2 separate regions of the Homo sapiens genome follow, and region 1 is linked to region 2. A link is a contact called in ENCODE Hi-C or POLR2A ChIA-PET data. All regions are on one chromosome and are shown on one strand. Each heading gives the region's core, a stretch centred on a gene start or an enhancer-like site at or near the end of the contact. The rest is flanking DNA. Distances are from core to core; before and after follow the strand shown.

Evidence for each region. Hi-C counts contacts between places; a loop is a spot of excess contacts on that map. ChIA-PET counts read pairs that join two places held with the same protein, here RNA polymerase II (POLR2A). Pooled maps may share reads with other maps.
Region 1: a map with no recorded cell type shows a loop between it and region 2 (14-fold over the local background). The contact joins the promoter of LINC01887 here to the enhancer-like site in region 2. A Hi-C loop is called at or near these places in 6 of 37 single-sample maps with no recorded cell type and 8 of 50 pooled maps. POLR2A ChIA-PET finds 5 or more read pairs at or near these places in 1 of 52 experiments (PC-3).

The regions. Positions count from the first base shown.
Region 1 is chr18:10,624,891-10,631,843 of GRCh38, forward strand. LINC01887 (long intergenic non-protein coding RNA 1887) reads right to left here and starts at 1,530. Exons shown (of 3, transcript NR_146509.1): 1 at 1,339-1,530.
Region 2 is chr18:10,556,207-10,562,676 of GRCh38, forward strand. No RefSeq gene overlaps it. Among named protein-coding and RNA genes, the nearest start is that of NAPG, 33 kb to the left of the region's middle. RefSeq lists enhancers at 3,796-3,855, 4,208-4,710 and a silencer at 4,286-4,580. Within about 2 kb of position 4,202, at least 2 of the 41 ENCODE cell types and tissues checked have a DNase peak (open chromatin) inside an H3K27ac peak, as active enhancers do.

The DNA of each region.
Region 1 (6,953 bases), core at 280-2,779, 66 kb after region 2:
AAAAATCCTCATATCCATCAATAGTAGTGGATAAATTACAACATGTGACCGCAGTGGAATACTATACGGTGAGGAAACGAAAGGGCTATGGTTATGCTTAACTACCTGACTGAATCTCTAAAACAACGTGAGCAAAGAAGCCAGACACCAAGCAATACATATTGACTTCTTCTATGCATAATTATGCAAACCTGGAGAAGTCTAAACAGGGCATTAGAAGTCACAGCAGTCACCTTCAGAAGGGACCCAAAGGTGGCTAGTGGGTCTGGAATACTGACCTGACTAGGGGTGCATGGGTGCTCATTTTGTGAGGAATCACTGAGCTGTACATTCGTGTTTTCCCTGCTTTCTATACGTGTGTTAAAATTTAATTTTGAGATGTTTTGCAAATTCCTGTGACAACATAGGTCTATTTGAAAATTGTGACCGGAAAATGAGAAAATGTCAAACATCCTTTTTGGCTGCTGCCTTTCACCCCACTGCCTTCAGGGACCCTTGGCCTGACTTGACAAAGTACCCTCTTGAAATTAGTCCCTTCTGAGTCTGTCCTTGTCCATCATGTCCAAACTCACTGAATGCCATTGGTAAACACTGTAGTAATGTGTTAATGGCTGGATACTGCTTTCATAGAATATGCATGAACTGTGTAGAGGCAATGCATTATCCCACAGAGAAGGTGCAAATTCCATTCTCTATGAAGACACTGATGGATGGTCCTGAGGACCCCATTTAGGGCAGAGAGCATAAGTAGAGGAAGAAATAAGAGATGGTAAGGGGCCGGGTGCAGTGGCTCACACCTGTAATCCCAGCACTTTGGGTGGCTGAGGTGGGCGGATCTCAAGGTCAGAAGATCAAGACCATCCTGGCCAACATGTTGAAACCCCATTTCTACTAAAATATAAAAAATTAGCCGGGCATGTTGGCATGTGCCTGTAGTCCCAGCTACTTGGGAGGCTGAGGCAGGGGAATCGCTTGAACCTGGGAGGTGGAGGTTGCAGTGAGCTGAGACGAGATCACACCACTGCACTCCAGCCTGGGTGACAGAGCGAGACTCCGTCAAAAACAAAAGACAAAAAACAAACAAACAAATAAACAAAAAACAAAAAAACAGGGACATCTGTAATGATGAAGAAACTACTATTTTTTCATTGGGGTTAAAGGTATAACCCCAATTTTTGTATCTGGGAAGAGAAAAAGTTGAATTAAATGTTCTCTGCTATCCTTCCCCACTCTAAAACTCTGTAGATAATTCCAATGGAACCCCATTGAGGGGTTCCAATTTACTTTTGTCTGCACTTTTTGCAGAGAAATCTCAGGGAGAAAGCAGGGCTGTCTTACCTTCCACCTCTAAGGAGTTCTCTTGTGCTCTTTTACTCCAGTGTTGGCTCCAGGACCTTGGGTAGAGGGTGCTGGTGATATGAGGTGGTCCAGGAGCTCATGAGGAAAAGCAAATGATAGGCAGCATCAGAACTCAGAGTTCTGGGTCCAGTGGAGCCCTCGGGCTGCCTCAAGGGAAGCCACTTAGTTTTCTATTTCCCTATGTAAAATAAGACTCCTCCAAAAATAAAACTGTCACCTGTAGCACTAAGTTACGTGCTATCACACGAGATCATGTGGAACTTCCTGCGTATTTCTTGTTGATCCAAGAAGTCTAGATTTTAAGGTCTAAATATCAACTTAGAGGACAACTACTGAAGCCTAATTTTGGAGGAGAGGAAAGAGTGCAGGGCCACCTTTCTTTAGGGAGAAACTCTGGGCTTCCTGAGAAGTTAGAGAACTGGGGAAAATGAAACCACAGCCCAGAGCCTGCGATAGGGGTGGGGAGTGGAGGCTGGAGCTGTGCTCAAGGTCAGGCTTCTCCTCTCCCCTCCCAGGGCACTGGAGCTCCAGCAGTGAACCCAGAGTGAATATTCGCTCTGTCATCCACCCTGGGCAATCCCTTTAAACCAGGAGTCAACAGCGAGGACAGAAACATGAATGTGCTTTTAAAAGTCCTAAAAGTTCAGAGGATGATCATCAAGGTTTCCTACAGCCCTGGGCAAACCCTAGGAGTACTTTGTCTCCAGGTTCAAGCATGTGCCTGTGAGAGGCGTGGCCCTCACCTTCCCTCCACCACAGGTTGAGGGAACCCTAAACCTCTTTTGCACAATATCAAGGAGTGCTGACTAATCCAACGCAGAAGCTGTGATGTTTGGCAGATGCAGAGGCAGAAAAGGTGTTTTGGGAAAGATCATCTTTAAACAACACGGCACCCTCATAGCCCATAGAGACAGTTCTCACCACTACGCCAATAAACTTGGAAAAGACCAAACCAAACTTTACACATATTTCCTTTTTCTTTTTGATTCTATGCCCCCTCCCTCAGCCTCCCAAGCAGCAGGAATACCCTGAAGGGCCCTGGGAACCCTTGCCCACTGAGTCCCACCTGGAAAGCAGTTCCCTAGCTGGAGAGTCCTCCTCATCAGTTATGCTCTCCAGCACCCACACTGGAGAAACACAAACAACAGGAGAAGTCATTTGAGAGAGGCTACCCACTCCTAGTCCCGCTGAAGCCCCACTGCCTCACACAGGATTCCCTGGTCTTTCCTCTGGGTTCACAGATATTCCTGCAGCCTCTCTGGCCATAGCTTTCTACTGGAAAGTCATTTGCTCTCACCAGGCCCGTAATGCTCCTTCCCAAAGGAACCCAGAATCAGGTTTCCGTACACTAGATCCAGCAAGTTTGTTCCTCAGGAAGTGAGCCATTTCAAGGTAAATACTCCCCTCTGAGGTTGATGGCATCTGCAATTATAGAACACATTAGGAGGATTAGATGATGCCACGCATGTCACACATATCTGTTATTCTCTTGGCAACTTTAGAAAATTGTAAGTATAGTGGTAGAGTCAAAGGTCAAAGTCCCCCAAAACTAGCACAAAGTACACCTACAGAAAAGACAAGAACTTTTCCAATAGAATTTACCTTTAAGGTTTATTTAGATGGGCAGTTTCACAACTCTTTTTTATTTTTATTTTTATTTTTTGAAGGAGTCTCGCTGTCCAGGCTGGAGTGCAGTGGCTTGATCTCGGCTCACTGAAACCTCCGCCTCCCGGATTCAAGCGATTCTCCTTCTTCAGCCTCCCAAGTATCTGGATTACAGGCACATGCCACCAAGCCCAGCTAACTTTTGTATTTTTAGTAGAGACGGGGCTTCATCATGTTTGTCAGGCTAGTTTTGAACTCCTGACCTCAGGTGATCCGCCTGTCTTGGCCTCCCAAAATGCTGGGAATACAGGTGTGAGCCACCGGACCCAGCCACTTTCACAACTCTTAATCCATGGGGAAAACTGCTGCTGAGGGAAAGTCCTCTGCATTGCAGTGGATAGGGAATGCTGCCATCTACAAGGCCCCAGTATGCCAGGTGTGGGTTGGTGAGAGGCTGCCAACCAGTACCACCCAGCAAGGGAACTGTGGACATCATAGATAATGCACCCTGTCAGATTCCCATGTGTATATTTGACTGGAAAGGAAAGCAGCCAGGAAAGTAACATTTCGGTTTAAGACCAAGAAAAGTGTCTTACATTGCCAGCATCTTCTTTTTTGCAGATGTCTCCTACAGCACCCTCAGGAGGAGCTAGGAGAACACAGAGTAAGGGTCAGTGCCCTGGTGGTGGCAACTGTGTCACCCAGAGAGCTTTGCTTGGTGTGGTACATGGAGGTAGCTGATCACAGCATGCGCCAACCTGATGCTGGGCCATGCTCCAGGTGGAAGGAGGAGGGCAACAGAGAGAGCAGGAGGGAACTGAGACAAGGAGGCCTAGGCCTTGTCCTTGTCCTAAGGCATCATGAAGCAGCACAAAGGAGTAAACCCAAAATGGACCTAAAATGCACACCAAGGTTCAACAGAAGGGTCCCTTCATCACTCACATGATTTGAAACTCTTCTATACAAACAAGACTTTCTTAACGTATTCAAGATTATCTCAGTGTACTAGAATCAAACTATGTTGGTACTGCATTTATTATCTATTTTACAGGATTTATCACTTGATTAAAAGCCAATTTTATTGGTGAAATAGATTCAATTTTAGGCAAATTATTCTATTTATTGCAAATTCTTTTTCATACAGATTACCGAAACATTAAAAATACTGAAATACTACAGATTAGAAATAGTCATACTTTCCCCTTTTTAAGTCTTCTTGAGCCATGGTGCACACACGGCACTCTTGGGCTGCTGTGATCAGGAGATCCAGGATCCTTTGTGCCACCCTCCCTGGAGACGTTACCTAGAGGTCTCGCTTCAGGCAAAGAGGTCAAGCTCAGAGCCTGCTGGATCTGCTCTGCTGAAGCTAAGGGACATGACTCAGACACGCTCTACAGTGGGAAGCGGTTTCCAGGTTCAGATATGCATCATCTACTGAAATGAGGAAGTAGAAAAAATAGAAATTGACAAGTTCATGAGAAACTGCCCGTAAGTGCAGGTGTAATTATTTTTGTCAACTACCTTACATTCAGTATGTATTCAGACATATATAAGGTATTTTTATAAAAGTTGCAATTTTTAATTTTTGTCAGTTATGTTAAATCTAACTTATCAGCTGTCAATATAAAGACTCTACCTCATTTTCTTTGTGGTTTCCAGAAAATCTAGCACATGGTAAGTAGAACACCAAAATATTTATTAAATGAAAACGCAGAGCAGGGGTTGGGGACAGGCAGGCACGCAGGCAGGCAGTTATATTTGCTTACCTGGATGATAGTAAACTACACAAAACCTTAGTTAGATTAATACTGAAATTGCCTTCTGCTTTGGCTGTTTGCCGTTTTGGAAGAAGGACAACAATGAAGATGAACAGGAAAGAAATGAGAAACAGAGACCTTTGCTTACTAGCTAAAGGCTACCTACTGTAACACGAAATTGTCTACAAATGGTTTTCAACTCTGCGTGCTGTAATTCAGTGACAGAGTTCCCTAATTCCTCCTGTCTGGCTTCAAGTCCAGCTACATCGCCGCTATCTTCTTTACAACTTGCAAGATGCTGCTGCTACTGCACTTATCTGCTGTATGAGATTTACACTTGTTTTAAAGCAAAACTTTATTTCACGTAGGCTAATGGCCAGGCAGGCTACACTAGTCAGTTAACAGTGAGACGGTTCCTCATGGAGGAAAGGTTAGGTTGAGGCTGAGGGTCCTTAATCCAGATGTATAACAGAGTTGCCACGAGGCAACGGAAACCACACTGAGTGGAGCAGTGTTCTTATCTGTCTCTCTTCACCATTTTTAGCTGGCAGGTTTTGAGCATTTTAGGGCTTGTGAACATTACTAAATCTACTGAAATATATCACTGATCCTTATAAGCTTTGGCCAGCTGCTGAGCAAAATAACTTCAGAACTGTTCTATATGGTCCCCCACATCTTAGAACCTGTGAGCTGACCCAAAACATCCGGGGATCTTTGTGCTTTTGACACTGAGGACTATGCTGGTCTGTAGGAAGATGTGCCTATAACTGCTCTGGGTTATGTGACCATGGAGGTCACTTTATGGTGATGGGCAGAGTCTGGGATCTCTCAGGCTCAGTGCTTTAGGGCTTGTACATGAATGCTGGACTCCTGCATGGTGATGAACACCCTGTGACTGACGCATAAGTGCATGTCAGCAGGTGACTGTCAGCATTGGGCCACACACCTGAGCTCATGTTTTGACTTTTTCATTCAGGAGCTCCAAAGCTGGGGCCACTCCCATTGGCCCTTCAGATTCTCCACCTGAGCAGTGAGGGTAATGAAAGGTGGCTCTGGCACGGGTGAATTAGTCATGTATGGAGAGAGTAGAACAGGGGTGGATTTTACTTTTTAGAAGTGGAGACTGGCAATTGTGCTGTGTAAATGGAAAATCTCTCCTGAGAAAACACACAGCCTCCCCTATACGAAAACACACACAATCATATCACACGATGCAGACTCATAAGACACCAGGCAAGCGCACAGCCCACCGCCCCCATAGGAATGCAGCTGCTTCATCAGATGGAGACATTTGGTCATAATTTTTGCCTGGAGAACTTAAAAAAAAAAGTCCACTACCCTTATTCCTATCAGAATCCCAGAATCAGGGTGGCTCTTCACATTGAAGCCAGCAAGGATGTCACACCTTTCTTGACATCCAGACTTTTCTTTCTCAGCAAGTAATTCCAGAGTACTTACTGGAGTCACACCTCAGAGGGGCCACCTGCACGACCTGCAATACAGAAACAAAGCTATATGAGGGGCACATTGAGCTGTGGATTGTTTGCACCTGGCTCTGTTTCTCTCAAAGAGCATTAAAAACTGCATCAGAAACTGTAGTCAACTCCAAGGCTCCCAAAACAAGGGTAGGATGCACACTGGAAAAGACATGAGTTTTTCCTAGAAGGTGTATCTCTTAGGTCCATTTAGGTCGGCAAGTGCAAAATGCTTAATCCAAGAAGACATTGCTTCCAAGAACAAGGACCCCAGGGATACAGTCTATAACCTGAGGCCATCATACGTAAATGTCATTTTGGGTTACATATCAGTTGCTAAGAATCTCTTCTTCCACCACCCCAGAAAACAGTATTTAATGTCTATAATGCACATCGTTTTTTTCACATGTAAAATTAATTGAAAAAGCAACCAAGAAAGGAACATGTCTATTTTAGGGAAAGCAAGGCAACCTCACCCTCACGTCGATCGGCCTCTCTTCATCTCCTCTGCCCTCATGAGCTGGAAACTCCTGCGAGGCTAGAAGGACACAGAGCAACTGTCGGTCATAGATGCTTCTGTTCATGATTTATCCAGGGAGCTCTGCTGAAGGTAGACAATAGGACAGTGTGTGTGGATGTGTTCGGTTAAAAGCACAGCTTGGACTGCGCTAGAAAATTTTTCCTCATGAAAAGACAGGCAAGAAAGAGGAGCATGAAAGGAGTGAGAAACTGAGTCCCTGGCATTTTGCTAATGGCA
Region 2 (6,470 bases), core at 2,952-5,451:
CCTAAGTCATTTTAGCAGACTTCATTTGGTTTTCAACATGGCCTGATGGTGGCTGAGGACAGTCTGTGAGGAGCTATCCTGTCCCCATGCCTGGGCACTCCCCAGTTGGCCACAGGATCTGCCTGTCTAGGTCCCTGCCTAGAGGCCGTTTTGCAGATTTTTGTCTGGGTCCTTCCCCACTCGGGGATGTTGCCTCGAGGCTGACATCTGCTATGCCCTAGCTTCCTCACCGGATAACCTGGGGACAACGGTACCTGCTGACAGGGCAGTTGTGGGGTTAGAGTTCACAGGTGCAAAGCTCTTGTAAAGAGCGATTGAAAAACAGTACACAATGGCCAGGTGTGGTGGCTCACGCCTGTAATCCCAGCACTTTCGGAGGCTGAGGTGGGCGGATCACGAGGTCAGGAGTTCAAGACCAGCCTGGCCAACATAATGAAACCCCATCTCTACTAAAAATACAAAAAATTAGCCAGGCGTGGTGGCAGGTGCCTGTAATCCCAGCTACTTGGGAGGCTGAGGTAGGAGAATCGCTTGAACCAGGAGGTGGAGGTTGCAGTGAACCAAGACCGTGCCATTGCCCTCTAGCCCGGGCGACGGTGCAAGAGTCTGTCTCACCAAAAAAAAAAGTATACGATAAACATCAAGACTGTCCTCAGCTACTCTACCTGTAATCGCCTCCCTCCACCCCAGATTGCTCTTGCTCTTGTTTGATTTGACTTTATAGCACTCCCCGGCTCTGGAAGTTGTGCTGTGTGTTGATGTTTTCGTTGTGTGTCTCCCCCATTAAAATGTGCTCCACGAGAGCCATGGCACCCTTTCTCCCTCTTCCTAGAACAGTGCTTGGCACATATTACACTTTCAATAACTGTTAATAACTACATGAGCAAAAGCACTCAGCAAATGCTATTCTGTTTTGATTGAAATTGGCAGGCCTTTAGTAATGTGGTTCCCACTCATTTCTACTCACCAATACTTACCCAACACTTTTAAAAACAAATAGACGCCATGCTACTCAGTTCATGAAGAATTTTATTTAACTTACGGGATTCTTTGTTTTCCCCAGCCCTCCATGCCTACTTTAGAGACTGAACATACCCTACTAGATAGTAGGCCAAGGCACATTCAGGATTTCAACATGTGCTTTGAGAAATACGTAAGCACATGGAAATGCTTTCAGCTACCTGCCTCTCAGGGCCCAGCATGGATCTCTTCCATGATTCTTGGGTGCCACCTTTTCCAAATCTCAGAGCCAAACCAAAAGCTTTTATTGCCTGAAGCTAAGATGAGATTTGGCAGTGATTTCACAGGAATGATACGTGAGGTGGGCAGTGATTGGGAAAGAAGAAATTAGAAACAAAATTGGTCTGAACGGCCCTGTTCAAATATTTGAACCTATACACAGAAATCTTGCTTCTCCTCTTTACTGAAAGTACTTCCGTAGCCCTTTCTAGAGGTTGGGCTTTACAGTTCAAGAAGTGGAACAATCTACACCTTACATGATTTGCACCGAAGACCTTGACGGGGACAGTCAGCACTTCAGTGGCTTATCACATAGACTGCTTGTTGGATCCTATCTTTGAAAGGGTTGTGTTAAAAATTGAACTCATGTTTCATTTTTTAAGTGTGATTTAGGTTCAGTCCTAAATAAAACAATGATATGTGCTTAGTTCTGCAATAACAAAGTCAAGTGTCCTTAGCTGAAGGACCACAAAACCACCATTGCACCTATGATTCAGGCCCATAAGTGAAGGACGGTCTTGCGCCCTAGCATTGTGACCCTGTCAGTCTTTGGGATGCTTTTGGTCATAGATAATTGAGAACAAACCTATTTGGAACATCTCATTCTCTTGTTCATGTCTCTGGAGGCTTCATTCTCCAGAATGGGAAGCAAATCCCCTAGCCAGCCCGAATGCCTCTCTTCCAGGATCTATACAGGAGAAAGACCAGAATTTTCCAAGCACCTGGCCTTTTTTTCTGAGTGCTTGTATGTTTCTATCATTGACCTAAATGATAGGATGAAATTAGAAGTGACACCAACAAAGTTTTGGTTTATGATGAAAGAGCACTTGTTAGTACTGAAGGACTGAGTGCGCCCCCACCACCATTCCTATTTTCAGAGCTGAGCATCATCTTAAATAATGTAATGCTATGATCCTAACTGATTGATTCTCTTGACAAAAAGAGTGAGTTAATGTATCCCTATTATCAGAGAAGAGAGTGGACAGTACAAGAAGAGGAAGTGAGTGGGGCAAAGGTGTTAGCATAGTCCCACTGAGACACATGAGGCTCCTCACACCTCAGTCCTTGTTCTTGCGGTGAGCATGGGCTGAGAGTCTCCATATGGACAGAGTGGCAAGCTGTGACCTCTGGCCCACAGGGACTCACTGGCCACCAGACCCTGGCTCTGTCCCCATCCTCTCAGCTCCTTACCTCCTCCATGTGCCTTGTAGACAGCTACAGGAGAGACAGAAAATTCACAGGCACAGATTGCTCTGATGGTCACCAGAAATTCCAGTGAGAATAGGGACAGGATGACAGAAGTTACTTGACAAGTGGAAATCAGCGTGGCCCAGGCATCTGGAGGGAGTTCCCTGACATCTCTGAGCTGCACAGCCACCTGGTCCAGGACATGCACGTACATGTTCCCCAAGTGAGCTAGAATGGTAGGGGTGCCAAAAGTTTCCAGAAGCTGCTGGTAATCCATCCTGGTCCGGGTGACTCCAGCCGGCAGTGACCCTGGAGTTAGGGGGTGCTCTACAGCCAGGCTGGCTACATGATTTGCAGGGCCCAGTGCAAAATGAACATGCAGGAAATGCAGAGACCTCCCTCTGCAGTCACTCTGTTGACCTGCCATGGTGTTTTTCGTTTGCTATTCCATGTCTTGCTTCAGGAACAGACCTGCGTGGGTGTGTGGACCCATGCCTTGTGACGTGGCACAAGGTGTGCATCCAGCCCAACCCTCCCTGTGCCCATCTCTGATGGGGAGTGCAGCTGCACTTTCTGGGCAGGGTCGGGGAGTGGGCTGCCAATGGCCCATTATTGGATGGACCCTGCAGGAGGATGCAGCCTCCACTGTCCCATCAGACTTAGCTTACAAAACATAAATTCTAAGATAGTTGTTGAGAACTTCAAGACATCCCCACGTGCAGGGCCTTCAGAGTGTGGGCCTTGTACATTTGCACTGGCCACCTGCCTGTGGAGCTACCGGGACTCCAGCACAAGGTGTCTGAGCCAGACTTCAGCATGTGGAAGCCAGGTGTCAGGGGCTTCAGGTGAGGCATGAATGGCCCCCTCTGGCATGCAGCTTTCATGTCTAGATGTGCACCTGGGAGCCCCTTGCACCCCTGACCCTGGCTTTTATTCCATCCTGGAGGAGTTTGCCATGGGCTGTGAGGATCTTAGATCCAAGGTCCACCCTGGGAGGGTGGCAAGGGTTCTCACAGGCCACGCAGTCATTTGCTGAGGCCTTTGAGGTTCTTTACTGAGGAATCAACAGAGGCAGATAACATTTCCTATGCTGACACGGGTCCCTTGTCACAGTTGAGCGTGCTTGAATTATTAAGCTCAGAGATTCCCCCTGGGAGTGAGGGGAGGACACCATTGTGGGGAGCAGGGGGAGGCTTAAGGAAGCCCAGGATGTTCTCAGGCTGCAGTAGCAAACCCTGAGACCCCATAAGAGTGCATAGGAAAGGCTGCTGAAGTTAGAGCCCAAGTTCATCCAGACATCTCTGACTCGCCTCTGAGCAGCTGTGACCTGGCGTGCCTGTGTCCACAGGCTTCCTTGTTCAGCCCTTGCTCTCTAAAGTACAGGGCATGTTTGGCTTGGTGACGACGCCACAGGCTGTCCATGTTGCCCTCTTGAAATGCCCCCTCACCCTGCCCCTCCCCAGCCTAGGCTGTGTGTCCAGCAGCAGCCATGAGCCCCCTGCTTACAGACGGAATGAAGGAAACAGGGCAGAGAGGGCACATTGCAAGTCTGTGGAGAAGCAGCCACAAGGGGTGCGACATGAGTAGATCACAGAACAGAAGGGAAACAGAGAGTGAGGGAAGGTGAGATGGAGGGAAGCCAGCAGCCCACGTGAGAAACGGGCAGGGAGGGAGGGAAGATGGTGGAACCCAGTTAGGTCTGTCCCGAAGCCTTGAGGGGGCTTTCCTGGGAGGGAGCTTAGCCGGGGCGTCCCCTGGGAGGTGCTTGTGCCTGGTGAGCTCTCGGGGCGGTGAGGCCCTCTCGTTGTCAGGGTCTTCTCCAGAGCGCTTCCCTGGCATCGGAGCTTATAACCACCTCATGCTGCCTTCCACTAGCAAACGTTTTTGGAATGGAACGAACACGTTTATTTGCAATTTATTCCCCGCCTTCCCTCTGTTTTTGGCATAAGAAACAATTCAGGTTTATCAAGGAGAGTCCAGGGTCAGAATTTTTCTAACCACCAGGTGGCGCAGAGCAAGCTTACAGATTCCAGAGCAGGGAGAAAGCTGGTCCTGACTAAAGCACCAGGGCCCACTGCGACCAAGACTTTACGCGGACCAATCCCAAGCCTACTACCCTACCGACAGAGAGTGAGGATAAATTATAGAATTGGTGCATAGGATTTGCGCTTACCGATCAGATGAAAACTTGCAGCCAGGGTGTGTTCTTTGAAGTACACATGCATGTACACAGACACTCGGCGTGCAAATGCTTATTCTATTCACCCCTTGTCCCTTTCCTGGCCCTGAGCCGTGACAAAATGACATGGTGGATAACAGCTGTTCTGAGTGTGGCTGAGGCTCTGTCCTGGGCACTGCTTCTCTAGGGCGGTTCTCTGTGTGGTCTGTTCTTTCACTGCCCATCATTGAGCATCCCTGGCCCTACTCAGGAAATACTCATGGCATCCCTCAAGAACCATGATAAGCCAAAAATGTCCTCACACGTGTGCAGGGGCTGCACCCTGGGTTGGGGTATTGTCCCCTCCTGGGAACCACAGACAGATTTGAAAATGCAAGATCCCTCTTTTTCACCCCTCTGCCGTAAACACTTAGGAAATGTCTGCACACACCATCATAGATCTGCGCTGTCCTATGGGATAGCCAGCTGTTAGGATTTCAGTTAATTAAAATGAAAAATAAAATACAGTTCCCTTCTTTGGTCACACTAGCCATATTTCAAATGCTCCATAGCGCCATGTGGCTACTGGCTACCATTTTGGACAGTGCACACATACACAGAAGGCATCTCTATCACTGCAGAAAGTTCTATTGGATAGCCCTGGTCTGGAATATTCTTTTGAGGCACATCTAAGCACTGTTTTAGCCCCAAGCCACAGAACCCTGCATTAGAGGACCCAGTGCAGGAGTGTCTGACAAACCAACCCTGGCAATTTAGCAGCCACAGCACTCAGAGGACCCCTTCCCCCCACAGGTCATGTAGGATGGAGGTCTGCTCTGAAGCTCTGGAAGCAGCTCTTACCGGTCACCCCTCATTTGTCTGCCTCTCTCTGAGTCCTGGAATCCTACACAGGCTACATCAGGGTGTGTATTGTCTGGGCCCCCAAGCAACCTGTCATCTTTTTTGTCTGACTGACTGGATTTATTCTCTCCTCCTTGAAAGTTCACAATGTCACCGAAAGACAAAGTCCTTGGCTCTTTTTTCCCTTTCCAACTAGATTATTGGAGTAGAGGAAGGTTTTCCTAGTTTAGCTTCCCAGAGACATTCAAAAGTTTCTGATAGGAATACCCGCTACTGGCCGGGCGCGGTGGCTCACACCTGTAATCCCAGCACTTTGGGAGGCCGAGGCGGGCAGATCAAGAGGTCAGAAGATCGAGACCATCCTGGCTAACACAGTGAAACCCCGTCTCTACTAAAAATACGAAAAAATTAGCCAGGCATAGTGGCGGGCACCTGTAGTCCCAGCTACTCAGGAGGCTGAGGCAGGAGAATGGTGTGAACCCGGGAGGCGGAACTTGCAGTGAGCTGAGGTCACGCCACTGCATTCCAGCCTGGGTGACAGAGCCAGACTCCGTCTTAAAAAAAAAAAGAAAAAGAAAAATACCCCCTGCCCTACCCTACCCTCCTCTGAGTTACACAGAGATCGTTAGGCAGTAAGTGCTTGGAAGCAGGGAGGCATGAAGGTTCCTCAGTAAAACACTGTGGGAGTTGCCTTCAGGATATCCACCACCCTGCCCAGACAGGCTTTGCTGCTCCCAGTAACAATGATATGTAAGCGATTAGTGCACAGAGAAAGAGCGAGAGGGGGAGATGGATTTGCACTAGAAGCTCCACAGGTGAAGGTATGAGCCTTCTGAAGAATCGAGGGCCCACCCAGTACTTTTTTCATCTCAACTGTTTGTTTCTTAACTCTTTCCAGCATGCGGCATTTCTCAGAGTGAGTCACAGATGGTTATTCTGAAGAGATGCTCCTTGAAAAAAATTCCAAAAAAAAAAAAAAAACCCAGCTGAAAATGTTTAAGAAACTCTATGTAATATTTTCTGG